3 separate regions of the Homo sapiens genome follow, and regions 1 and 3 are each linked to region 2. Evidence: read pairs that join two places in POLR2A ChIA-PET (ENCODE). Cell type or tissue: MCF 10A. All regions are shown on one strand. Each heading gives the region's core, and the rest is flanking DNA. Links, peaks and the distances in the headings are about the cores only. Region 1 overlaps MAFB (MAF bZIP transcription factor B). Region 2 has its middle 280 kb from the start of LINC01370. Region 3 has its middle 130 kb from the start of MAFB.

What was found. Peaks named below come from ENCODE experiments on the same cell type or tissue, not always from the same donor. Only the 100,000 strongest peaks of a DNase experiment are listed, where the experiment ranks them.
Region 1: POLR2A ChIA-PET joins it to region 2 with 30 read pairs; 5 of 35 experiments call an interaction of 5 or more read pairs at or near these places.
Region 3: POLR2A ChIA-PET joins it to region 2 with 26 read pairs; 2 of 35 experiments call an interaction of 5 or more read pairs at or near these places.

What each region holds. Positions count from the first base shown.
Region 1 is chr20:40,679,731-40,687,773 of GRCh38, reverse strand. MAFB (MAF bZIP transcription factor B) reads left to right here. Exons shown (of 1, transcript NM_005461.5): 1 at 1-1,926. Among named protein-coding and RNA genes, the nearest start is that of MAFB, 5.5 kb to the left of the region's middle. RefSeq lists an enhancer at 7,108-7,167. In MCF 10A, for the core only: no CTCF peak of the experiment used is centred there; no DNase peak of the experiment used is centred there.
Region 2 is chr20:40,283,125-40,291,167 of GRCh38, reverse strand. No RefSeq gene overlaps it. Among named protein-coding and RNA genes, the nearest start is that of LINC01370, 280 kb to the right of the region's middle. In MCF 10A, for the core only: no CTCF peak of the experiment used is centred there; a DNase peak (open chromatin) is centred at 3,877.
Region 3 is chr20:40,559,229-40,567,271 of GRCh38, reverse strand. No RefSeq gene overlaps it. Among named protein-coding and RNA genes, the nearest start is that of MAFB, 130 kb to the left of the region's middle. In MCF 10A, for the core only: no CTCF peak of the experiment used is centred there; DNase peaks (open chromatin) are centred at 2,031 and 3,801.

The DNA.
Region 1 (8,043 bases), core at 522-5,521, 400 kb before region 2:
TGACCTGTTTGACTTGAGCGAGAGGGAGGAAGGGCGCGCGGGCCGCGGGCGACGGGCGGGTGCGCGGGCGGGCAGGGGACCTTGGCTAAGGCGAGAGTAGCGCACGCCAGCGCCGCCTCCTAGACTCGAGCAGAGCCGGAGAGAGAGACGAGAGGGTGGGAGGTCCCGGAGTAACTTCTCTCCAGGCTGAAGGGCGGCGAGGCATAGTCCCGAGAAGTCACCAAGGCCATCTGGAGACTCCTGGCTTTCTGAACTTTGCGCGTTAAGCCGGGACAGCTGCTTTGCTGCCCGGAGAGTAGTCCGCGCCAGGAAGAGAGCAACGAGGAAAGGAGAGGGACTCTGGCGTCCCGGCAGGCGAGAGGCGAGGCTGAGCGAAAGAAGGAAGGACAGACGGACCTGTCTGTCAGAGTTCGGAGAACACTGGCTCTCAGCCCTGAGACACAGGCCTCAGTTAGGACGCTCGGCGCCCAAATCTCATCAGTTTTATTGCCTGCTCGATTATATAGAAAAATACAAAAAATCTGCATTAAAAATATTAATCCTGCATGCTGGACATGTATGGTAATAATTTCTATTTTGTACCATTTTCTTGTTTAACTTTAGCATGTTGTTGATCATGGATCATACTCCCCTTGTTTCTTTGGGTGAGAAGGGATCGCAGTTTGGAAACTCCGGCGGCTGCGTGCGGGGTTTCAGTCCCAGCTGTAGGCTTGTAAATACCCGCCCCGCCAAACCGCATAGAGAACGTGGCAGCAAGCTGAGGGTCTTTGTTTGGGTTTATTATTACGGTATTTTTGTTTGTAAGTTAAAAAGAAAAAAAAAAAGAAAAAGTTCCGGGCATTTTGCATCAGAAAACAACTTTGTCTTGGGGCACACTTGGAAGTTGCATGTTTTCTTTCCTTCCCTTATCCCCATTCGGTCCTCTTTTTCCTCTCTCGCTTTAGTTTTCAACCTTGTTGGTGCTGAGAGAGAGAACCGAGAGGTCCCAGTACAAGGGCAGGGCAGGGCAGGGAAGCTGCCAAGCTCCGCACCCCAGAGGAGTGTTCTGGACTACAGCCTTGTCTTATGGTCAAATTGATACCCTTAATAAGAAAGGAAAGGAAAGGAAAACAGATCCTCCCCTCTGCTTTTTATTGTAACCAGAATCACCCTGAGGTCCCTTCTGAACCCTCTGGGCCTGCGCTAATTGTAGGAGCCACAGCGCTCCTAGGGTGAGAGGCTTAGCCATCCCTGACCCTGGCAGTGCACTGGTAAGCAGACACTGCACTGAACCAACTGCTATGCTCAGAATGTACCAGAAACCCAAACATTGGCAAGTAATTTTGCAACTTTCAAGTGCGTTCTTTAGACCAATGCATTGCGTTTCTTTCCCTGCTTTTGAGATAGTAGGAAGAGTTCTTGGTGGTGTCCCCCCCCTTCAATTCTTCAGTTGTATAGTAGTTATAGGGAAGATATGGGTGTTTTTCTTTATTATTACTTTTTTTTTTCTGCAGGTCAGTAAAAGGATTTAAGTTGCACTGACAAAAATACCAAAATAAAAGTGTATTTTTAAGTTCCCATTTGAAATTGCTGGCGCTGCTGGCCGGATGCATTTTTGAGTTTGTATTAGTTGATAAATTAACAGTAATAACAAGATTGTATGAACCGCATGGTGCTTGCAGTTTTAAATATTGTGGATATTTGTCCTGCATCAGAAACGAGCTTTGGTTTTTACAGATTCAACTGTGTTGAAATCAAACCTGCCGCAACAGAAATTGTTTTTATTTCATGTAAAATAAGGGATCAATTTCAAACCCTGCTTATGATATGAAAATATTAAAACCTAGTCTATTGTAGTTTTATTCAGACTGGTTTCTGTTTTTTGGTTATTAAAATGGTTTCCTATTTTGCTTATTAAAACCATGGAAATGGTGTTTATTTAGAGGACTCTGCGTTCGCATGATTTTGACTTTCTTCTCTTGCTTCCTCAAGAGTCGCATCAACTTTGGGTTACTCTCACCCCATGGCCAATGGAATAGCAAACCAAGCCCTAGCAAATCCCTTCCTTGAGTGTCTGAGTGTGTGTGTACATGAGCCTCAAATGTGTTCTCTGCTTCCCACCCTAGGTACAGACCCTGGTCAAGAGAGCTGGATTATGAGCTGAGAGGGCGCAGGTCCAAACAGCCTTGGAGTCCCTGGGTGTGGGGCACACGCCACTTTTTCAGTGCTTTCAGGCTTGGCCACCAGAACTGACTTGCTAGTCTGTCTGCTCTGAAATAGTGATTGATGGAGACTAGGAAGCCAAGAGCTGCCACCTTGATGGGGAAGCTGGGTCTTTTTGGCGCTCTGGCCCAGCTGACCCGGGCCTTTGCCTTCCTGCCTGGGGTGCAAGTCTCCTTTCTCCTACCCAGCACATCTCTCTGGGAGCAACTGGAGCTGCCCAGAGCCAGATACCTTCTCTGAATGGGGCCTGTCTCCCTCACCCCAAAGCTGATAGAAGCAGGTACAACCCAGCACTGGATCTTGGGGTGCAAAACCCTCCAGGCAGGACACCTCTCTGTGTGGACTTGTGTTTTTGACGGTAGTATGCCTCGGGTGCACTGGCGCTGAGGCATGGATTCCTCAGTTCTGCAGATGGGCACTGTGTGGCCGAGTCTGAATTTTAGTGGCTCCTTGAATTGGGTGTTGGAGGGGTTTGGGTCATCACTCCAGTGCAGCAGCTTTGGCTGCAGCCTGGAGATCCCTGACTGGGAGGTGGCCCTAGAACCTTTCCTTTTCCGTATTCTTGGAAGAGTGGTGCCCACCTAGGTCACCCCCAACCCCTCTCAGCCTCCTTGGAGTCCTGTCTATAACTCAGGGTTGGCCTCAGACACCCCTGGGACATGGAGTAGGATCTCCAACCCCTGTAGAGTTTTTGTGATCCTTTGGCAATGGCTAGCTCCGAGGGGCTCCGGTCTCCTTAGACTCATTATCTGCAGTCCAGGAGGCTTAGCGTTTAGTTCCTGGGGTTCTCTGGCTCATGGAGTTTCAGAACCCAAATGGGGAGGTGTAGGAGACCCATGAAGTGGAGCCCCAGCTGGGAATCTGAGCTGGGAGAAGGAAAAGGAGAGTGAAACTAACAGGGAATTTTGGCCTGGATCCCTGGAAGCCTGGAGGTAGTGATGGCTGAGGTCTAGAGAAGAGGAAGGGGACCTAAAAATTTGGGATACAGATAACATTAACATTCATGTACATTTATATAGTGTGTTGGTGTTGTTCAATAGGAGAGAAGCTTGGAATTCTAGCTCGAATTTAATTCCTAGGCCCAGTTGATTTCACTGGCAGAAAGATGAAAGATGTGTCCGGTGGGGAAGGCTTTGGCTGTGATCTGGGAGGAGAGGGCAGCTGAGCCTGGCTCTGTGGAACCTTTGTCCCCATGTGCATGAATGAAGGAGCAAGGGGCTTTGATTAGTTGGGTAACTGCATACACACATGCTCCTGCACAGAATGTTTTCACATGTACACATGTATCCTCTTTGTGGTGAAAGAGGCTTCGCTCAGGTAGGGTGCCAGAGGAAATCCCACTGCATGGCTCCAGAGACCAAAAAGATCACGAACTCCTGGCTGGTGGAGACCCTAAATCCGGCGGCCTGACTCCCTTTGGAATCGTCCCAAGCGGACTGACATTCTCCATCCTTAGCCTCTGAGCTGGGGAGGGTTGCAAACTCCAAAGTGTTGGCTTTTCTTCCCCAGAGCACAGAAGCACAGACATCGACCCAGTGACCAATACCATCAACATTGCATCCAGAAGACAAAGTGGTTCAAGCCGGTTTGGAGTGACCAGCTGCCTCTCGGAGAATCTGACAATCCCAGAACACAGTCTTAGTGATACACTGACACACAGATACACAGACACATCCTGCACACATTGATGCCCTCATTGATACCCACATTGATGGTGCGGGGACTGACATTGAGGCACTGTCAGTCCCCGCATCAACCCTCCAAGTGAGCACTAACCGGCCCGGGGCGCAAGCAGGCGAGAGTCAGGCGGAACCGGCAGCTCCTTGGAGGAGGCCCGGGCTTCCGGAGCCTCCAGGGCGGACTCGCACATCAGGCAAGCCCCGGCTGCGTCTCCGCCTGTAGCCTGTCGTCCCGACCCGCCGTGATGCCCCAGAGCCCACAAGCCCAGGAAAAGAGAACCGAGTCCCAAGGCCCTCGGGCACGTCCCACCCTAGCAGCACCCCGCCACCGTCATCCTCCTTTTCCGTTCCCACCGCTCCCTGCGGCTCGCGGGCTCCTTGCAATCCTTCACATCCCCGGGGGAAAATCCTCCAGGGCCGGGAGTCTTCCAAGTCAGCACCCGTCCCACGTAGACAGGCTGGCGCCTGCACCCGGAGACGCACTCAGAGACAGGCACGCTCAGACACCCGGACGCACGCACGGGGCACAGCAGGCCCCCGGACGAGGGCTTCCCTTCGGACCGCGCCCGTGGCTGGAGCAGCTGCAGTCTAGTCCGGCGCGAATCCCGCCTCTTGCGACCCCGGATCTCTGGGGGGTGTGCGGGAGGCTGTGCGGACTGGATCCGCCGCCGCCACTTTCAGAGAGGCGGGTCGGGGAAGGCGCTCAGCTGGGCTTGCCGGGAGCCTCGGGTCCTTGTGCGCGGGGACGGGTGGGAGCCTAGGCACCATTCCCTTGCCTCCTGGCATCCTTTTTCTTTCTTTGACATTTCCCATTCTTTTAGCCCTTCCTTCGTAACCTCTTTCATTTCAGAAAACTTTCTCCTTCTGTTTTGATTTCTCTTCTGTTTTTTATCTCGGCGCTGCCTGGCGGGGAAGGGCTGCCGAGCGGGGTCCCGAGGTGGCTGGAGTGTGCGGCGCGGGGGAATGAGACTCTGGAGTCCCCCGAGCCACCGCGCAGCACTAGGACCAGGGCCCGCTGCTCCGGGCTCTCGTCTTGACCGCTCCAACTATCCCGCTTTTCCCTTCCAGGTTCCCCCAGTGGCGAGGTTCGCTGGGGATCGGCGCCCCGCTGCGGGGGAACCGGCACCAGTCGGTTCTCCGGGAAGGGATCTCCGGGGAAGCTGAGCCTGGGCCCTGGACCCAGATCCCTCTTTCAGTGAACCAGGCAGGCTTCCCTCAGTCCCGGGTCTCTGGGCATTTCTGTGGCAGGACAACGCCCCTGCCTGTCAGAGGGCACTCGACTCCTACCCACTGCTTCAGCCTGTGCCCGCCCAGAGGCCTCTTGGACCCATACTGCAGTGGGAGCTGCCAGGAACCACGCCAGATCCACCAGGCTGGTCACTTGGCTTTCTCTGTGACCTGGAGTTGCAGCTTCTGCCACACCAGGCAAACCCCCTACTCTCTTGCTCTCTCATCCCCACTCCCCAAGCTCTTCCTGTCCTGGCTTCTGGAGACAGTGGGTTTAGAGTTTCTGGTCATTCCCTTGCAGGCTTTCAGGTGCAAAATCTGCACTCCAGGCCCTTCTGTTTTCAGAAAGGAAAACTCTGAACTGGCTTCTTGCGTAACCCTTCCCTCTGCAGCCTGCAGTCTGCTGGCCTGGCCTCCCATCCCAGAGATAGTTGTGTTTGGATTTGTTATGTAAGGAAGAGAAGATTAGAGGTTTGCTCTGCTCTTCCTCCCCCCCAACAAAATAAAAGTCCTCAAATGGCACATCCATTAGGCAGCATGGTTTCCAGCAGCCCTCCTAAAAGAAATCAATCTGGTTGGTAAAGCTGCTCTGTGCTGTTGCCTAGCCCAGTACACTCAGAAGACAATCCAGCTGCAGTGAAGGGACAGTTCTGCGTCCAGGGAGTACCTGGTCCGTGGAAGTAGCCCTTACTCGGCTTCCCAGGCTGGGCGTTCCCGGCCTAGAAGCCTAGCCTTATTTTGGCGAAGGCGGCAGCTACTACTGCTGAAATTTTATTCTTTCTATAGTTCCTGCCTCTTGGAGCATGTGTCCAGACCATGGAGAGCACCTCTTCCAACTGGGGAGCACATATTCCGTATCTCCTCCGCATCCTCCGTATGCCTCCTTCATTTCTGAACACCGTTACCACGTTCTGTCAATTTCCTGTGCCTCACACTTAGTCTTCTTAATGTCTTTCTCCGTTGTCTTACACATATTATCCTAAAAGATGCATACTAAAAGATGCATCTTATATTATCCTATCTTTTAGGATAATAAAAGATGCATTATATACATTATCCCAGAATGCCTCCTAAAAGATGCATTTAGATAAGAAAATCAGAGCTCAGTGTTCTCACTTGGAAGAAATAGAATACATGAAATAAGTTACTACTTCAATGTGGAAAATCACCTATATTAATGATTTGTTATGAAGCCAAACTCAGTTTTAGCTGCCTCTCTGCATTCTTTCATGTGAAGTTACTTTCATGAAATATACCAGCCACTCATTACACATTCTTTCGTATTTGTATCAAAAAGGGATGTTGTCTTTGGGCTGGAGGGACAGCTTTGGAGGCAATGGGAGGAGCCCTGGTACTTTCTGGAAGAAGCCAGTTTCAGCATAAGAAGGGAGATGAAATCCACAAGTCCAACATTTATATTGTTGTGTTTTCTTTTTTGGAGATCTGTATATCTTACCTAGGCTTGGACTCCTTGCAGTAAATGGACAGCAGGGTGGGAGACTACAAGGTGCCCATTTCAGAGCTTTGGAGCATGAGGCAGACATTGATCATAGCCCAGGACTCCATCGGATTCAGGAGCCACAGCTGCCCTTAGCTCACTCTTGGTGTCCCTTTGTTTCTTCTCTGGATCTGGCACCTTCACTTCCCTGCTTCTGCTGGTGTTACAGGTACCTGAGCTTTACTCTAGAGAGATCATGGACCTGGACTGGCCTGGGGGCTCACTTCTGCCTGTCCTGAGTGGACAGAGAAGGGATGTGCTTCCCATTGCAGGGCTTGACACCCATCCTCCTTTGTGTTCTGGGAGCCAGAGCATGGCACAAATGTCCCTTTCTGTGGACAATGGGCAGGAAGGTCACAAAGCAGAAGTGTAACCAAACTGTGAGATTAGTTTCATTATTACATTTCACTTAACTCTATGAAGCATGGGTTACTATTATCTGCAGGTCAGAGATGAGTAAAGCCCAGAGTGGTTACTATTTGCTCAGTGTCACCCTGTGGAGGAACTAGAACTTGAGTCCCCACCTATCTGGTGCTGAAATTTGTATTTTTGTCACCAAACTTCGTAAGTCCACTATGCCTTATCTGAAACACTCGGGTGGGGGGAAGTATGGAGGAGTGGGACATAGTCATCTTTGATGACAGTTTCCTCTCTAAATCCCTCTGCAGAGGGTAGTTACATTTACAAGGGTGTGCTTCATGTTCTCCAGCCATAAGATGCTCTCTTTGCATCCCCAGGCAAAGAGATGGGTGATGGGAATTTGGAGATGCACAAGTACAAACATGATGACAAGGGTGTCAGAGAGAAACTGCAGCTTTGTTGCTCATTTCAATCTCTGGCAGAGGAGTATGGTGGTGGGAAGTGTGTGTATGTGTGTGTGTGTGTCTGTGTCTGTGTGTCTGTGTGTGGTGGAGGAGGACACTTTGGGCATCATTGTCTTGGGACATTGGTACTGTTTGCAATTAATGAACAGTTAGTTCTTTCACCTTTCATCTGTTCTCAATTGAACTTACCAGTAAATATATCATAATTACCAGAACAAGTGTTTATAGAAGCAGCAGCCTCTAGGCGAGGCAATTTTTATGGAATCGCCCATAGTTTAATGAAAGCTATTTCTGGGGTAATGTTGAAGCTCTAGACCTGCACATAGATATGCATATGTTCTCAGAGCAGGTGCATGAATAAACATGCATGTGTATACACTCAGGCTTACACATATGGAGGCAGGCCTGCATACACATTGGAGCACAGAATCCACATGTGCTCATTTGCTAGATACAAACTCTCATATTCATGTGCCCACATACATGCACACAAACATATACACATACATTATACATGTATGCATATGTATGTATCCATGCCTATATGCATGCATGTCTAAATATTCATGCACATGCATTTACAGTGTGGATACAATGTTCACAATTATGTGCA
Region 2 (8,043 bases), core at 985-5,984:
GTTATAGAAAACAATTTGCCAATAAAAAGAAGTGGAGTATGGATACACATAACAACATGGATGAACCTTAAAACATTATGCTACGTGAAAAAGAAACAAACACATAATACCATATATTGTATGAGTCTACATATGGAAATATCCAGAAAATGCAAATCTATAGAGACAAAAAGTAGATTGCAGCTTTCTGGGGGTAGGGGTGGGATCAGGGGCTGTTTACAAGTGGGCTCAAGGTGTGTTTTCTAGGGTGATGGAAAGGTTCTAAAATTAGATGGTGGCAATGATTGTACAATTTTATAAATTTACAAAGAGTCATTTAACTGTACACTTAAAACAAGTGAATTCAATATTATGTAAATTATACATTGAAGTCAATAAATCTGTTAACAAAACACATGGAGTAGGCTTCCCTGTTTGTCAAGACATTTGACTACCTGGAGTCAGGGAGCCATGGAGCATAAGTTACTCCAGGATCTTCCACTGACTTACTATGTAATATTAAGAAAGAACTTCGTTTCTCTGTCTGCATTTTCTTCATTTGTAAGTTGATGTGTTTGAGCTGATGCTCTTTCAGGAACTTTTAAACTCCTACAGTACCTAAGAAGAAGCAAAGCAGGAATAGTTACTGCAATATTTCACCACAAAATAAAAGCAACCCAAATATCCATCCTACCAGGCTGTCAACTTTTGGGGAGGAGCAGAGATTGGGGATTCATCCCTTGCCAATGTCTGCCTCACAGCTCTCCACAGAGAGTTAAACAGTACCATCTATTGGTATAAGGAGATTAGGAAAATGAATATTTATGAGACTTCATATACAATATCAAAAGTATTTTCTAAGAAGTGAATATCAGCATGATGTATGACAGTGTGACATTCTTGCTCTGTCCAATGTGTCTTTTACTCTTCCCAGAGAGTATGAAACATTGGGAAGAAAACATCACCCTCTATAATCTAGTCCAGTTGTATAAGTAGTTACAGTGAAAAAAAGAGTTGTGTGTTTGTGTATGTGTGTTCCCTTGCTTTGGGTATGTTGTATTGGGTGAAGATGGGCTTTGGAGTCAAACAAACCTAAATTTTCTTCCAGGCTCTGCTATTAAATCCCTGTGGGATCATCACTTAACCTCTCTAAGCCACCTGTGACATGGGGGTAATCTAATTTACCTCCTAAGGTATTTCGAAGTCCTAGGAGACCTTCTTTGTTAGACAGCTAGAGTGGTTCCAGAAACAAAGTAAGTGTTTCCTAAATGTTTGTTTCTGACCTTTCTGCTCTTTCTCTGCCCCTCCACCACGTTCAAGGTCTGTTTGGAAATGGCTGGGTCTAGATAGTAGGGACTCAAAACAAAAGTTGCCCACTTCTCTCGATAATTAGATACACAAATGCAGTCAACCAAGGGCGTGTTCCTTTGGAAGGGGACCTGGCTATGTTGAATGACTGTTCACTGGCTCTGGAAATGATCCTGTCTTACCACTCTGCCCTTCTTCACTTTTCTCTTGGGCCTTAAGGTTTTCTAATTTAGAGTTATGACTCTTTGGTAAGACACTAGGTCCATGATAATGAATATTCCTTGGCACTGAGGTCATGGCAGAGCCTCCGATGAGAATTATTTCTAAGCTAGATATCCCAGGAGCCCACCCATCCCTTTTCAAATTTTGTCAAAGCATCCAAGTTTCTGTTTCTGTTTTGGAGCAAACCCATGGCTGTGCTGTCTGTCATGTGTCCTTTTAAGACATAGCCAGGAAACTCCACAAAGCTGGGTGCCATCAGATTTTGCAGGGCCACACACACTGATGGGCAAAACCAATTTTAGCAAGATTTTGCATATGTTTGAATGTCTTATTGTGGTCATAGAGATGCAGATACATGATAAATATTCTTTAGGGGAAGGGAGAGAAAAAGATGAACATTTGTGGGGCCTATTTTATGTTTGGCATTCGAGATGTTTATTCTTCTATTCACTTATTTAAAATGAGTGAATAATTTTGACTGCATTTTTGTGTAACAAAAAATATCAGATTCGTTGTCAAAACAAATTAAAAAATGCAAAAGTGCACAGGGCAAAAAGTAAATATATTCCTACACCAGCAACCACACCGCCTTCTCCACTTACCATTCCTTCTTGAAATTTTAATTTCAAGTGGAAGTAACCACTTTTAGTAGACTAGTATGGATTCTTCTCTTGACCCTCTTTTAGGCACTTTGCCATAAATGCAAATTGTTCTGCAATCCCCTCACTCTATTTATATACCTGCTTGCCTCTCTACATGATTACAGATAGAGTTCTCTCGCTCCTTTTCATGACTATCTCACATTCGATTTCATGAAATAACTCACGTTTGTTTAGCTATGCTCCATCCATGGTCATATGGATTGTTTCTTATTGGTAGTACATGTAACCAATGTGTCTATTTGCATAAACTTGCAAGTAATTTTGTAAAATGGATTCTTCAAAAGAATTTATTGAACAAAGTGTCTAGCAGGCAGGGAACTGGATGCTCTAAGTACAGCAGGGACAAGATGTAATTGCTTCCTGCCTCCCTAGAGTTTGCAATCTAGTCTGCCATTGTATTTCAAATGTCTACTCCATTTTTCCTCCACCTCTTCCCTGCTTATTAATGTAATGATAATTAGTCCTGGTTTATAGATAAGAAGCCTTTGGCTCAAAGAAGTATATGAACACAAGCAAGTTCACCCAGACTATTAATTGCATAGTTGGGAAACATTTTCACATCTGACTCCAGAGCTTCTAAGCTGCCCATTACCTGGTCAATGACTAGTATTTGGTCAGTTGCAACCCCCAAAGATGTGTCAAACTTACCTATCTGGTATTGGACTTAAAGCATCAGAGATCCAGGTGGATTAGAAGCAAAAAGATGAGTTTCTGCTGTTTGTAAAACCATGACACAATAGCTCATGAGGAGGAGCAGAGAGACCCCTGGCCCCTATTATTCATGGAAGGGTCTGTCCTGGGGTCAGGCATACCAGGTTTTGAATTTCAGGTCAGCCACTTAGCATCTGAATAGCTTCAGCCAAGTAATTTCTTCTCCATTAGATTCAGGTTTCCTCATCTGTAAGATGAAAAATATCAACATCCACCTTCCCAGTGGTTGTGAGGTTTCAGTGAGCTCATGTGCATAAAGTATTTTGCATAGATCCTGAGATAGAGTGGGAGCTTGACAAATGTGAGCTATTGTTACTGCTTTCATTTTAATGTTTTTTTTTTTTTTATTGCACTAAATCTGATTGCCCTCTGGAGTCCCTGCTTGTTCTGCCAACTCTGAGCCAAACACCTGCCTTCTCACCACCTTTACTGTCCTCAGGAGCCCTTGGGAAATTCTGAGTATGGCCTCAGCTCCCATCAGTGGAGAATGTGAACATGATATGTCCCCAATATAGTCCAGGATGCAAGGAGGCTACTAATGAGAAATGGAAAGGTGGGCACCGTTAATGGTTTTCCGAGGAGTCATTTACACTCAGTTTGGGAACTGGGTGTGATTTCTTCTTAGAATAACTCCCTGAAGATTTGTGACCTGTTCTGATCCTGTCATCTCATTTCCAGAGTCTCTTCTGTCCTCTGCAGGCCCAGCTTTGGAACTCAGCTCTTTGGCCCAGCTCTTGCTGCTAGGTTCCACAAGCACAGATGCTACTTGTCAGGCTTGCGCCAAGTTGCCCGGCCGGGACACTCACCACTGGGCCAGGCCATCCCTTTACCAAGCTGGGCTCTCAGCCACAGCTGGAGAGGTGCCAGGGGGAAGGAGGCAGGGCCTGCGTGAAGCTGGTGGTGTGGGTAATCGCGTTTGGGAGCCTGAGATGGCCTGCAGCTACAAGGGCAAGATTAGTGACATCAGCCCTTCCCAGGCAGCAGGTTCAGACAGGAGGAGAGGGAGGCCGCCGGCGCCCGGGTCAGAGGGGGCATTGGCAGCCAGGAGGGTGGGCCCTCCCAGACCTGGGCTCCTTGGGGCCTGCCTGCTCTGGCATGGTTGTTGGGGAAACCTGTTGGGTAAGCTCTTGTGTGTTTCCCTGTAAGGCTAGGTCTTACAGTCAAAGCAGAAAAGTGGGGTGAGGGGAGGGAGCTCTTTAATGGCTCTGACATGTACTTGAGAAGCTGCCAAAGGGTGGTTTATGTTTCTTAAACAGAGATGTGTTATGATAGTGAGGCTGCTTCTGTGGTGGTGATAGCTGAGCCCTGCCCGAGGCTGGGGCTCCCTGACATGCTCCTTTGCCAAGACAGGAGGCAGCATGGTGAAGGAGTGGATTGCCAGATTTGGGGGGCAGCAGAGGTAGCCGCCCAGGTACACAGAGTATATGACCTTGGGGTAGTCAGATCATCTACCTGAACTTCAGTTTCTCATCACCAAAATAAGAATAATGGTTTGTCCCTCACAGATCTCCATAGCTGCATGTTCCTTAGCTGCATACGTACATTGCACTATTCTAGGCGTTTTGCAAATATCTCACTTACTCCTATACTGACCGCATGATGCAGGTGCTATTAGGAGTCTTGTTTTACACATAAAGCACAGAGATACCAAACGATTTGGCTGAGATCTCATAGCAAAGCAGGCAGAGCTGAGATTGGACTCTGGGCAGATGTCTCTAACCTTAACCACTGTGCTATGCTTCCCAGAACTTGCCTAGGACCCTGGTCCTCCCCCTCCAAGCACTTGAGTCATTGTGGAATAGCACATTAGTTGATGTGATTTTGGGGTGAGTGTCCATTCCCCTAACTGGATTCTGAGCCCTTCACCTTGGTTTTTGCTCATCTCTGTATCCCCAGCACCTAGCTCTGGACTTAGTAAGGACCTCCCTGCAGTACCTGTGTGAAAGGCTGCCAGGAGGATCAAGATAAAGAACTCGAAATATTTGGTGGCTCCCTGTGAAATCACCCAGCACTGCTCTGAGCTTACAATAGGTGGTAGGGAAATGCTTATAACCAGGGCAGATATGCTGTGGGGCTGGGTTTGCCTCAGTGACTTTGTTCGGGGGACACGATCAGTCATAAATGCAGTTACTCCCAAATGGCAAAATTTGGAGCAATCTATTTGACTCACCTATAAGAAGAAACTGGGCAGGGACCATGTTGTTCAGGCAGGCAAGCACTGCGGTCATGTGCCTCATAGATCAACCCTTGCGCAGTTGATCTTTCAGATAGCATCTCCTCAAAGCAACTACCACCAAACCTCAAAAGGCGGTCCAGCCCACCTTTCTGTCTCGGGGAGAAGAATTTCTCATTTTGTTCAGCAACATAACCTATCCTCATCTTTAGCTTCAGGCCTAAAGCAGAAAATCTCTGAAGTGCCAAGGGGTTAAATGCCTTCAAGAGAAAAGAAGAGAAGCTCCTTTTAGGTTGTACATTCTCTCCTCTCTCTGCAGCCTGTGTGTTTGCAGAGCCTGATGGGCTAAGAGAAGGCAAGTGCCAGTCTCAAATTGTGTGCATTGTGGATGTGCGAAGATGCACCCAGCATTCCTTCTCTAACGCTGATGAATCCCACACTTGTGGAAAATCTGATGTTTTCCCAAAATGTTTGCTAAATTATCCATAGTATTTCCACCTTCCATTATGCTCATCCTGAGTTTCCTAGCTCAAGCTCCTGAACACATTGAAACCCACCTTTGGGCATGACTAGATTTATTGTGGATTTGGCTGGTATGATGCAAAGATGCTACTAGCCTGTCAGACAGACAGACACACGGACAAGCTGAAATGAAAGCATATTTCTAATTAATCTCTATGTTGGAATGGGTAATTTGTTTAGAAAGCATCAAAAAAGAAATATCTACGAGAATGTTATTACATTTTGATGTATTCAATTCTTGTCAGCAAAGAGAACATTTTAGAAACATGCTTGAAACAACAGTGTGCAGAGGTAGCATCAGGCAGAGAACAAATGGCTTCGGTTTATTTGCCCAAAGTGGAACACAGTCAATCAGAAAGCCTCTGCAAATTTATGGGGAGCCTATTATATACCACACCCTGTTTGGGGACTAGAAAGTTCCTTCATTTAGACTCATTTGCCCCTATACTCAGTTCTGTACCTGGAATGATAATAAAGTGAAAGAAAGAACATGTCAGTGTGAGAAATAATTTTTTTTTTTCTTAGAGAATGCTCTAGTTACCTGCTTGCAAAGTTCACTGGGGCCAGGACTGGCTATTTAAGATAGAAAATTACCTTACTTTGGGAGCAAGAGAGTTCCTGGCACTTTTGGCTGAGGTCTTTATTTTTCAAGGAGGTGTCCTCATTTGCTAAAGACAATTTCTTGGCTCCAGCAAACCAATTTAACAGTCACCTGCATTCCTTGACAGGACTATTGCGCCTCAATATTGCCACACCTGGGGCGTGTGCTGGGGCCCTAGATTTGAAGCATGAATATCTTTATCCATTCAGGGTGAGGTGGTGGCAGCTTGTGCTACACTCCCTACAGGTGGCTTGGCTCTGAATCAACCCCCTTTGATTCACATGGGAAGTCTTCTTTAAAAATTACTGATAGCTGCTTCAAAGTGTATGTCCTATTGATAGGGGAATCATGAGTCTCAGAAGATCTGGGGCTAACCTGATATCGTGAGTCTGCTATTTTGTCCTTAAAAATGGTACGTAAATCTGTTTGATTGAATGTATAACTTTGTAAGACTTTTTATGCACGTCCAAAGTTGAACATATTTTGTCAGGTTATGTTGACTTAAGAAATTGTGTCATTAAAAAAGGAAAATGAGAGTCAACTGTTTTATAAATGTTAGAAATCTTGCATTGTAGAGGAATCAAACATACTCATGCTGCGTTGTTGCTCTGTCTTATCCCTCACTGGCTATAGAGTATAGATATTTATACACATGTGCGCACGCGCGCACACACACAAGGTCTCCTTGGACAGCCTTCTTTTTTTTTTTCTTGCTTGCCAAGTGGCTCTGAGTATATTCAACTCTATGGCTCTTGATCCTTTTTGACCTATTGACTCACATCTGTCTAGTCAGAGTTATTTAACGGGAGCTCTTGTGTTTTAACATTTGGGCACCCAACACTCGGGTTTCTAGTTTCCAGGAGGTGGCCTCACCCAAGACATTAGGGCATCTGTCCTTGCCTGCCCTGACCTAGTTCTTCTTTCCACCTGGGCTATCACTTTAGCCCTTAACTTTAAGCTGTAAGTTCTGCTCAACAAGTCCTCAGCTGCTCACAGGAGTCACTAGAGGTTGCTCCTCCTTCCTTCAGTCTGGTCAATGTCAAGGCCCAGTAAGGTGTGCAGTGCATGCCAATGATGATTGAAGGGAGGTGCATCCTCACTAGCAAAAGGTCTGGGCTCAGCGGTGACTCATGCCCACACCTGCCAAGGGCATTACAGAGAAAGTCTCATCTAGAGAGCCTGAATCTTCAGGCCACATTACCAAGCAGGTTCTAGGGAGGAAGTAGAAGGAGGGATGTGGCCATAAGGAAAAGTAGATGAAGGTGGGTTCAGATCCTTGAGCCCTGATCCTTGGCATATAAACATCCTTGGAGGGATGTTTATATGCCAAATGCCATTTTAGTCAGGAACCTTGGTTTTCAGGTTGATTTTAAAAGCCATCCATAGTCCCAGTTAATGGAGAGAGTGCTTGGATAGCATATGTAATAACATTATATAATATTCACAATAATAACCATTATATTGATTAACCCTAACCATTTGCCTAACAGTGTGCTGGATGCTTCACTAGATTGGCTCATTTAATTATTTCATCAACTTAATGTAAGAAACTAGTATTCCCTTTTTACAGAAGTGAAAACAAAGGTATAGATAAATCAAATAACTTGCTCTGAATTCCATAGTTAGTAAGTGGTAAAAGTGCATCTAAACTCAGGAAGCCTGACTCCAGCTCCTGCACTCAACCACAATATTCTAGTGTCCCATGATGGTATAAACTAGGGATTTGCATATCTTCTCTATACAGTGCAAGATAGTAAATATTTTAGGCTTTGAGGCCATATGGTCTCTGTGGCAACTACTCAACTCTGCTGCTGTGGCAATCAGCATTTTTTGACAATATGTACATTAATGGTGTGGCCATGTTC
Region 3 (8,043 bases), core at 1,445-6,444, 280 kb before region 2:
TCTATTGTATCTATACGATGAAAATAATATATAATAGTTTGTGCATTGTTGTACTTCTTTGCCTAAAACCATATTCAGTGACCACATGTTGCTAGCTTGATATTGACCATGATGGGAATATTTACATTATGAAAATTAGGAGACACAACAAATGAGGGCTTTTGTTTTTCTTTGAGAACGATTTGTTAACATTTACTAGCACGTTCCTGGGATATGGGAGAGAATACAGGGGGATTTGACCTCAGGTAGATTCATTTATCGGGGAGATCTCACTAAGGGGGGGGATAGTTTTCTGAGACCTGAGGTTGAGAAGGAGTTGACCATTGTAACCATGTGTTGCAGAGTTTCATGCAAAGTCTCTGGAGCATGGTAGTTTCTGGGAATGGAAAGGGGACCAGTATGGCTGTTCATCAGTACCTGTAGCTATGACATTATGAGCAAGGGGGAGGGAGGAGGGAGATGGGGTTGGAAAAGCAGGCAGGGGCCAGGGCTTAAATTGACTTGTAAGCCATGGGAAGGAGTCTGAAGTTTATTTCAAGCCATGGGAGGGGTGCACAGCTGTGAGAGGGCAGCACAGCCTGACTCCCACCTCCAGTGCACTCCACATCTTTCCTCATCCTGCCCCACAGCTTTCTCCAGAGTTACAGGGGAGGGGATGGCAGGAAGTGAGCCCTCTTGGGGGCAGCCTTCAACCATAAAGCCATGGAGACTAGTGGATAAAGGTCCCAGCTTCCTGTTTTTCAGGTGGAAAATTCTGGGAGGCCTTCTGTACACTTCCTAGAGATCCTGGTACACCCAAGCCCCCTTTGCCTACAGTAAGGATCTCAGTAATATTCCCATATACAGTCTGAGCATCCCAAATCTGAAAATCCAAAATCCAAAATGCTCCAAAATCTGAAACTTTTAAAGCAGAAACATGATGCTCGAAGGAAATGTTCATTGGAGTATTTCAGTACTCATTGGAGTACTTCCTGGGGTCATCTCCCAAATCAACTACCTGTACCAAAGGCCTTATCGCAGGCTCTGCTCTCCAGGGAACCCAAACTAAGACAGGGTGATGTGAACACTGTGCACACAGAGCTGGCAGATGGGGAATGGGTTGGAGGGGCCATTTCTGCCCACTCAGTTTCCTCTACCCATGCCTGGGTCCCCTGGGTTCTTTCTGCAGGGACCCCTTTATCCCACATCCTGGAATCAGTCTTGACTAGGGACAGCCTAGTTTCTGCCCTTAGGCTTGAGTGGGTCAGCCAGGAGGTGATCAAACCCAGCACCACACTGTAGGGGCCACTTCACAAGCCTGGCTGCATCTGTCAAGACCCTCAGTCCCCTCCCTTTTTGGTTGGTCTGGCTCCTGATGCAGATTATCCCTGGCTCCTCCTGAAGGTGTCCTCATCCTGTCCTCCCACCCAGTTCTGCCAGACTGCTGCCTGGATCTGATGGTTTGTCGAGCCCTCTTGAGCTCTGACAGCCCCACAAGGTGGCTTAGCTGTTCCCCAGCCCTGGTCATGTGCCTAAATTAGGCTACAGTCAGTATATCCCACAGATCCCTGCCATGCAGAACTGATCTCACCTGTCCCAACCTGGGCCAAATAGGACACCAGTGTGGCCTCTTCCTCAGTTTCCCCAGTTCAGCATGGGTTAGCAACAACCATGCACTCACTCAGCAGCCCAGGCTTCAAGAAACACTGCTGCTGCAGTGCGACAGTCTGAGACTGAGCCTTCACGGAGGTCAGGTGATCTGTCTCACAGAGCTGGCTTTATACACCCCTGTCTGAATCCTTCCCTACTTGGCAGCCCAAAAGGCCATCTCCTTCTCCTAATGCCCCTCACTTTGCATTCCCCTGCACAGGCTATCCTTCGGGACCCAAATTGGCAAGGCAGCAGACCCTATTCCTTACAGGACGTGTTTCCCTGGCTTTATGACTGGGAAACCTGACCATTCTCCCTCCCTCTCCCCTAGGGACCTGGCTCCCTTCCTCACCATGAGCCCCTCCTGCTGCTCCCTTCTGAAGCTCTCCAGAACATTCTGACTCACCCTCTGACTCATGAGGAGTGTATTTCTGTTCCCATGTCCTGCACCTTAAGGCCCGGAGATCACAGCTGTTACCTCTGTGCATGTGTGTGCCTGTGTGTGCACCTGTGTGTGCATGTGTGTGTGTGTGCCCCTGTGTATGCATGTGTGCATGTGTGTCTGTGTGTTCTTGTGTGTGTGTTTGAGTGTGTGCATGCATGCATGTATGTGCCTGTGTGTGTTTGAGGGGGGCACGTTTTTCTCAGAGAGCTGGAGAGGGCGATTCTCCTATCCCTTCTCTACCTTACGTATACATCCCCTGACCCCTCAGGAGCAGACAGCCACCCTCACAGGCCCCTGGAGATGTGGATGGTGGGGTTGCCACAGAAAGCCTTATGCGAATACAAGTACAAGACAGTACAAGATGATTGTACTATCCAAGGTGCTTTTTAGCAAAGAAAATCCAAGTTGTTGACTCCATCCACTAAACCCTGAGTCTGGAATCTCTACATTGTTGAGCTGGAAGGAACCTAGGGGCTAAAGCTAACTCCTCATTTGTTACTTTGGGCCTAAAGATACCCAGATTAGTAAGAACCATGCCAAAAATTACCCAGCAAGCAAGTGGGCAAGCTGGATTGGTATCATAGTTAATTTATGCCCTAAGCCAATATCAGTCAGCCATTCGTCCTCTCCCCTAGCCACCCTCCACTATCCTGCTAGACCTGTGCCATCCAATATGGTGGCCACCAGTCGCATGTAGTTATCAAGCACTTGAAATGTGGCTAATCCTAATTGACATGTGCTGTCAATGTAAAATATGCATCAAATTTCAAAGGCTTAGTATAAAAAAGAATAGGAAATAGCTCATTAATAATTTTTTATATTGATTACATGTTAAAATAATATTTTGGATATATTGCATCAAATAGAATACATTATTAAAGTTAATTTCACTCATTTATTTTACTTTTAAAAATGTGGCTACTAGAACATTTTTAATTGCATATGTAATTTAAATAGATAATGGTTCATGTTTATGGCTTATATTATATTTTAACAGGAATTGACCAGCCCTTGGGCCAAATCTGGCCCACTGCCTGTTTTTGTAAATAAAGTTTTATTGAAATGCAGCCAGGCTCATTCATTTCCATAGTCTATGGGTGATTTTGCTCTGCAATGGTAGAGTTGTAACAGAGACCCTATGTTCCACAAAGCCTAAAATATTTACTCTATGGTTCTTTATAGAAAAAGTTTGCTGGCCCCTGCACCAGACCATCAATTTCCTGAGAGTAGAGATTCTGAGCTTCACACAGGATAAGTGCTTAATTAATACTAGTTGAATAAATGAATTACTTGATTAATTTTTGGAAGGTAAGTTTGTTGAAATTCCAAGCAGAGGACATAGTGTGTTGTCAAGGCACAGAACCAAGAAACAGCCCTGGGTGTTCTGATAAATGTCTGAGGTGGCCTTAGATACTCACATCAGCCCCCTCCTTGGTCCCTGGCTTCCTGTTTTTTTCCAGGAAATCTCCATTCTGCCTATGCAAACCCCAACAGATCACCAACCAACTCTCAAATCTTCAGTAGCCTGGCCGCTGCCTTTAGGATGAAGGCAAAGGTTGTTAGCAGGGCCTTCCGGCTCCTCCTGCCCCGCCTTGCCCAGCCCTTTAGCCTGGCGCTCTGCCATCTCCTCTCCCCTCCAGCACTCCGGCACTGCTCCTGCAGGCGCCCCACCCATTCTGGTCTTCGTGCCTTTCTTCATACTTTTTCTCTGCAAGTCACATAGCCACCCTTCCAGGCTCAGATCCAATATTTCTTCCTTGAGACACAATGTGGCATTTTGCCAGTTTTGGAGTTTCTTTTAAATGATTGTTCCTATAAGATAAATGATAGGAGGTAGTCGGTTCCCACAGCACTTTGTATCTTTCTTCACTGTAACACTAATAATTGAAAGCAGGAAATCTCACTTTTTATTTGGTATTTGCTGTGTGCCAGACACCACCCTCAGCTCTCTCCATGGATTGCCTTTTAAAATTCTCACCACAGCTTTATGAAATACGTGCTGTTTTGCTCCCATTTAACAGATGAGGAAACAGACTCAGAGATGGCCCTGAAATTCAAATGCAGATTGTTGGATTCGAGAGCCCACAGTCTTAATCTAGGGCCTGTGTTCCTTCCTGAGACTAGGTCCTACTCTCCCACGCCTGGGGTCTCTTCCTTCCAGAGAGGTCCTAGAATCCGCCCTGAATGGGGACAACCTAGGCCCTGCTCTGAGGCCTGCGTGTATCAGCTCATAGGTAAGGCTAACCCAGCATCACAGTGTAGAGACCTCTCCAGAGGCCTCCCTGCAGCTGCTCAGAGAGGCAGTCCCCATCCTTGAAGGTCTAGGGCACACAGTTAAGTATATGTTAACTCTTCCTCATTTTGGGTCTCAACATAAACCATGCTTCCTCATGGAAGTACTCCATGATTGCCCAGAATACGATAGATCCTTGGATATGTGTTCTCACAGTACCCAGCTCTTCTCCTCCCCTAACACTTATTAATTTTTTTTGTACTGACTCTTTTATCGTTGGTTTCCCCCAGTAGACAGTAAGCATCATGAGTGCAGGAACTTTGTTCATTGTTGTATTTCTAGCAATTTTCTCAGTGTCTGCCTGTTACTAGGCACAGTGAACATTTGAGTGAATGAACAAAACTCTACTTGATCTCTTCACCTGGATATCAGCCTCACAAATCCACAGGGAAGCAGAAAAGCATGTGAGGTTCGGTCCCTATCCCATTCCCTCTGCAAGGGACTTAGTGTTGAAGACACTGGTACGTGTTGAAAGGACACAATGGGAGATTGATGATCACAAGGCCGGTAATGTCTGACCTGTGAGCAGAACTTGAGACAGAAAGCAACTTCCTCTGCCTCAGCCAAGGAAACCTACCCTCCTCCCCACACCAACCCCATGTGCCCTCTTGGGCACAGCCTGTGGCTGACAACAGAGCTGAAGGACAGTGGGTAGGTAGGTCCCCTGTCTGGGGACAAGCAGACAGGCCTGTGGCTTGGGCAGTGAGTCAGACAGACTCCCCACCCTGACCCCACCCCCAGAGAGTGAGGGAAGCGAGCTGCTCAGTCACACACAGACAGCTCATGGAGGAGGGACACAGTGGGATTCCAAATCACTGCTAAAGGGTTTCCCCCATTCTTCCTCCTGCTGCTCTAGTGGGTGTGGCTTGAGAATTTCAGTTTTCACCTGTTTCAGGGAAGGCAGTGGCCCAGGTGAGGCCTGCAGCGGTTGGAATTTTTATATTTGCCCTGCACATCCCACAAATATCTCAAGGCTCTGTTGGTGGGTGGGAGGGTTGGTCTGCCCTAGGACCCCTGAGAATCAGGTCTCACGTGCATACCTGGGTCTAGGGTGAACAGCTTATTTTCGCTTGCCTAGGCCTGCCTTGTTTTAAAAACTAAAAATTGGAAGGGCGCAGTGGCTCATGCCTGTAATCCCAGCACTTTAAGGCAGGCAGATCACCTGAGGTCGGGGAATTTGAGACCGGCCTGACCAACATGGAGAAACCCCATCTCTACTAAAAATACAAAATTAGCCGGGCTTGGTGGCACATGCCCGTAATCACAGCTACTCAGGAGGCTGAGGCGGGAGAATCGCTTGAACCTGGGAGGCGGAGGTTGCGGTGAGCTGAGATTGTGTCATTGAACTCCAGCCTGGGCGACAAGAGTGAAACTTCATCTAAAAAAAACCCAAAAAACCTATAAATTCCACTTCCCAGAAACTCCCCAGTCTCAGGCAAAGGAGGCTGGTTGGTCCCCCTTCCTGGGTTCTTTGCACTTCATTGATTGGCTTCAGTACCAGATGCTGTGTCACTAGTTGCTGGCTGGCCACTTCTTCATCATATCAGTGCATGGCCATGGGCTTCTTTTGAGGCTCATGGTTGGGCTTAGGGACAGGCAGCAGCTTGCTTGACCTGTGAACCTGGGCAGACCACCAGGGGCTAGTGTTAACTGTTTGACACCCGGTATAAAGACCACAAGAAGTTCTGCTGAAGTTCTTGCAGATGGTGGGGTGGGAGACGGACCCAGGGCATCTAATCTACCAGGTTGTGATGATGGCCACATAGAGCTGGCCTGAGTTTTGGGACGTATGTCCGTGCAGAGCAGAATAAGCTACATCAGGGGATAGAATAGATATATAATGCAAGACACATATGCCATTTTAAATTTTCTAGTAGTTACAGTTTAAAAAGAAGCAGGTAAAATTACTTTTAATAATAGTCTATCTAACCCACTTATCCCAAATATGATCACTTCAACATCCAATCAATAGAAAAATTTTTAATGAGATCTTTTAAAATGTTTCTCTCTTCATTCTAAGTTTAACATCTGGTATGTATTTCACGGGGTCAGCACATCTCAATTTGGACCAGTCACATTTCAAGTGCGGCTTGGCCACATGTGGCTCTGTATTGGACAGAGCAGAGCTAGGCACTTTTGCAGCAGGGAAAAGGGATCTTTATCCAGACAGGGCTTCCAAGGTCTAAGCAGGTCCATTTTGAGGAGATATTTGGAGTCTACGCAGATGAAGGTAGATCTGCAGATTTCAAAGTCATCAGTTGTGCTGGTGTGATATTGAAGCTGTCTGGGGATACTGTTTGGGGGCTGTAGGTTGTAAGGGGGAAAAGGTGGTTTTATCATAGTTCACCTTTGTGGTACAGCCAGATCAGTAGGAGGAATGCCCGCAAGTGTGGCTGGGGAGGGCTCTTTCTTACTCTTAGACAAAAGGTATTGTCAGCCTACAGTCTTTGCAAGATTTAATCTTAATGGAGCAAGCCTCCAATAGGCCCTAAAGAGGCTCTTGCTAGGAAACCTTGACCATCCTTCCCACCACTCCTTTGTCCCTGGAGGAGCAGTTTGTGGATTGCTTTCTGGGTTTAGTTCCATCTTAGAAGGTAAGAAAAGCTCCATTGATTCTTAAGAATTGTTTTTTCAAATGTAAATGTATTTCTTAGAGCTGTACTTCATTAGTTTTTGAAAACTGCATTTCCTTCTCTCAGAAAAATGGACACTCACAAATATGCATACACTTTAAACTACAATTCTAGGAGGGACCTGAGGTTCCCTGAAGCATTCTTTACACCCTAGATTAAACATTTCCAGTTAAAAAGATACAGAGCTCTAGCTGGACACAGTGGGTGATGGCTGTAATCCCAGCACTTTGGAGAGCCAAAGTGGAAGGATCACTTGAAGCCAGGAGTTCTAGGCCAGTCTGGGCAACAGAGCGAGACCTCATATCTACAAAAAATAAGATAACTAGCTGAGTGTAGTGGCACACACCTCTAATCCCAGCTACTGGGGAGGCTGAGGTGGGAGGATCCCTGGAGCCCAGGAGTTTGAGGATGCAGTGAGCTATGATTGTGTGATTGCACTCCTGCCTGGGCAACAGAGGGAGACTCTGTCTCTAAAAATATAAAAAAATAAGTAAATACAGAGTTCTGAGTTGAGTTTCCAGAGTGTGTAGAGCAAAAAAGATGGGAAAGACAAGTCCAGATGCTGGTGAGCATGTGGAGCCGCCAGAACATCATGGGTGGATTGTGAATGGTTCATCCACTTTAAAAAATGACTTGACAGTTTCTTAAAGAGTTAAATGTGCATCTAGCCTATGACCTAGTAATTCTATTTCTTGATATTTATCTGAGAGAAATGAAAACATATATCCACAAAAAATTATTTACAAAAATATTCATAGCAGCTTTAATCACAATAACCTAAAATTGGAAATGGTTCAAAATATTCATTAACAGGATAATGGGTAAACATTTATGGTCTATTTATACAGTGAGATACAACTCAGCAGTTAAAATAAACAGATTATTGATCTGTTCACAACAACATGAATGAATCTCAAAAATATCCTGCTGAGCACAAAAAGCCAGACACAAGTGTTTATCTGTGTGACTCCACAAATGTGAAGTTCCAGAACAGGCAAAGCTAACTCGTGGTGAGAAATCAGGGCAGTCGTTGCTTCCAGGGA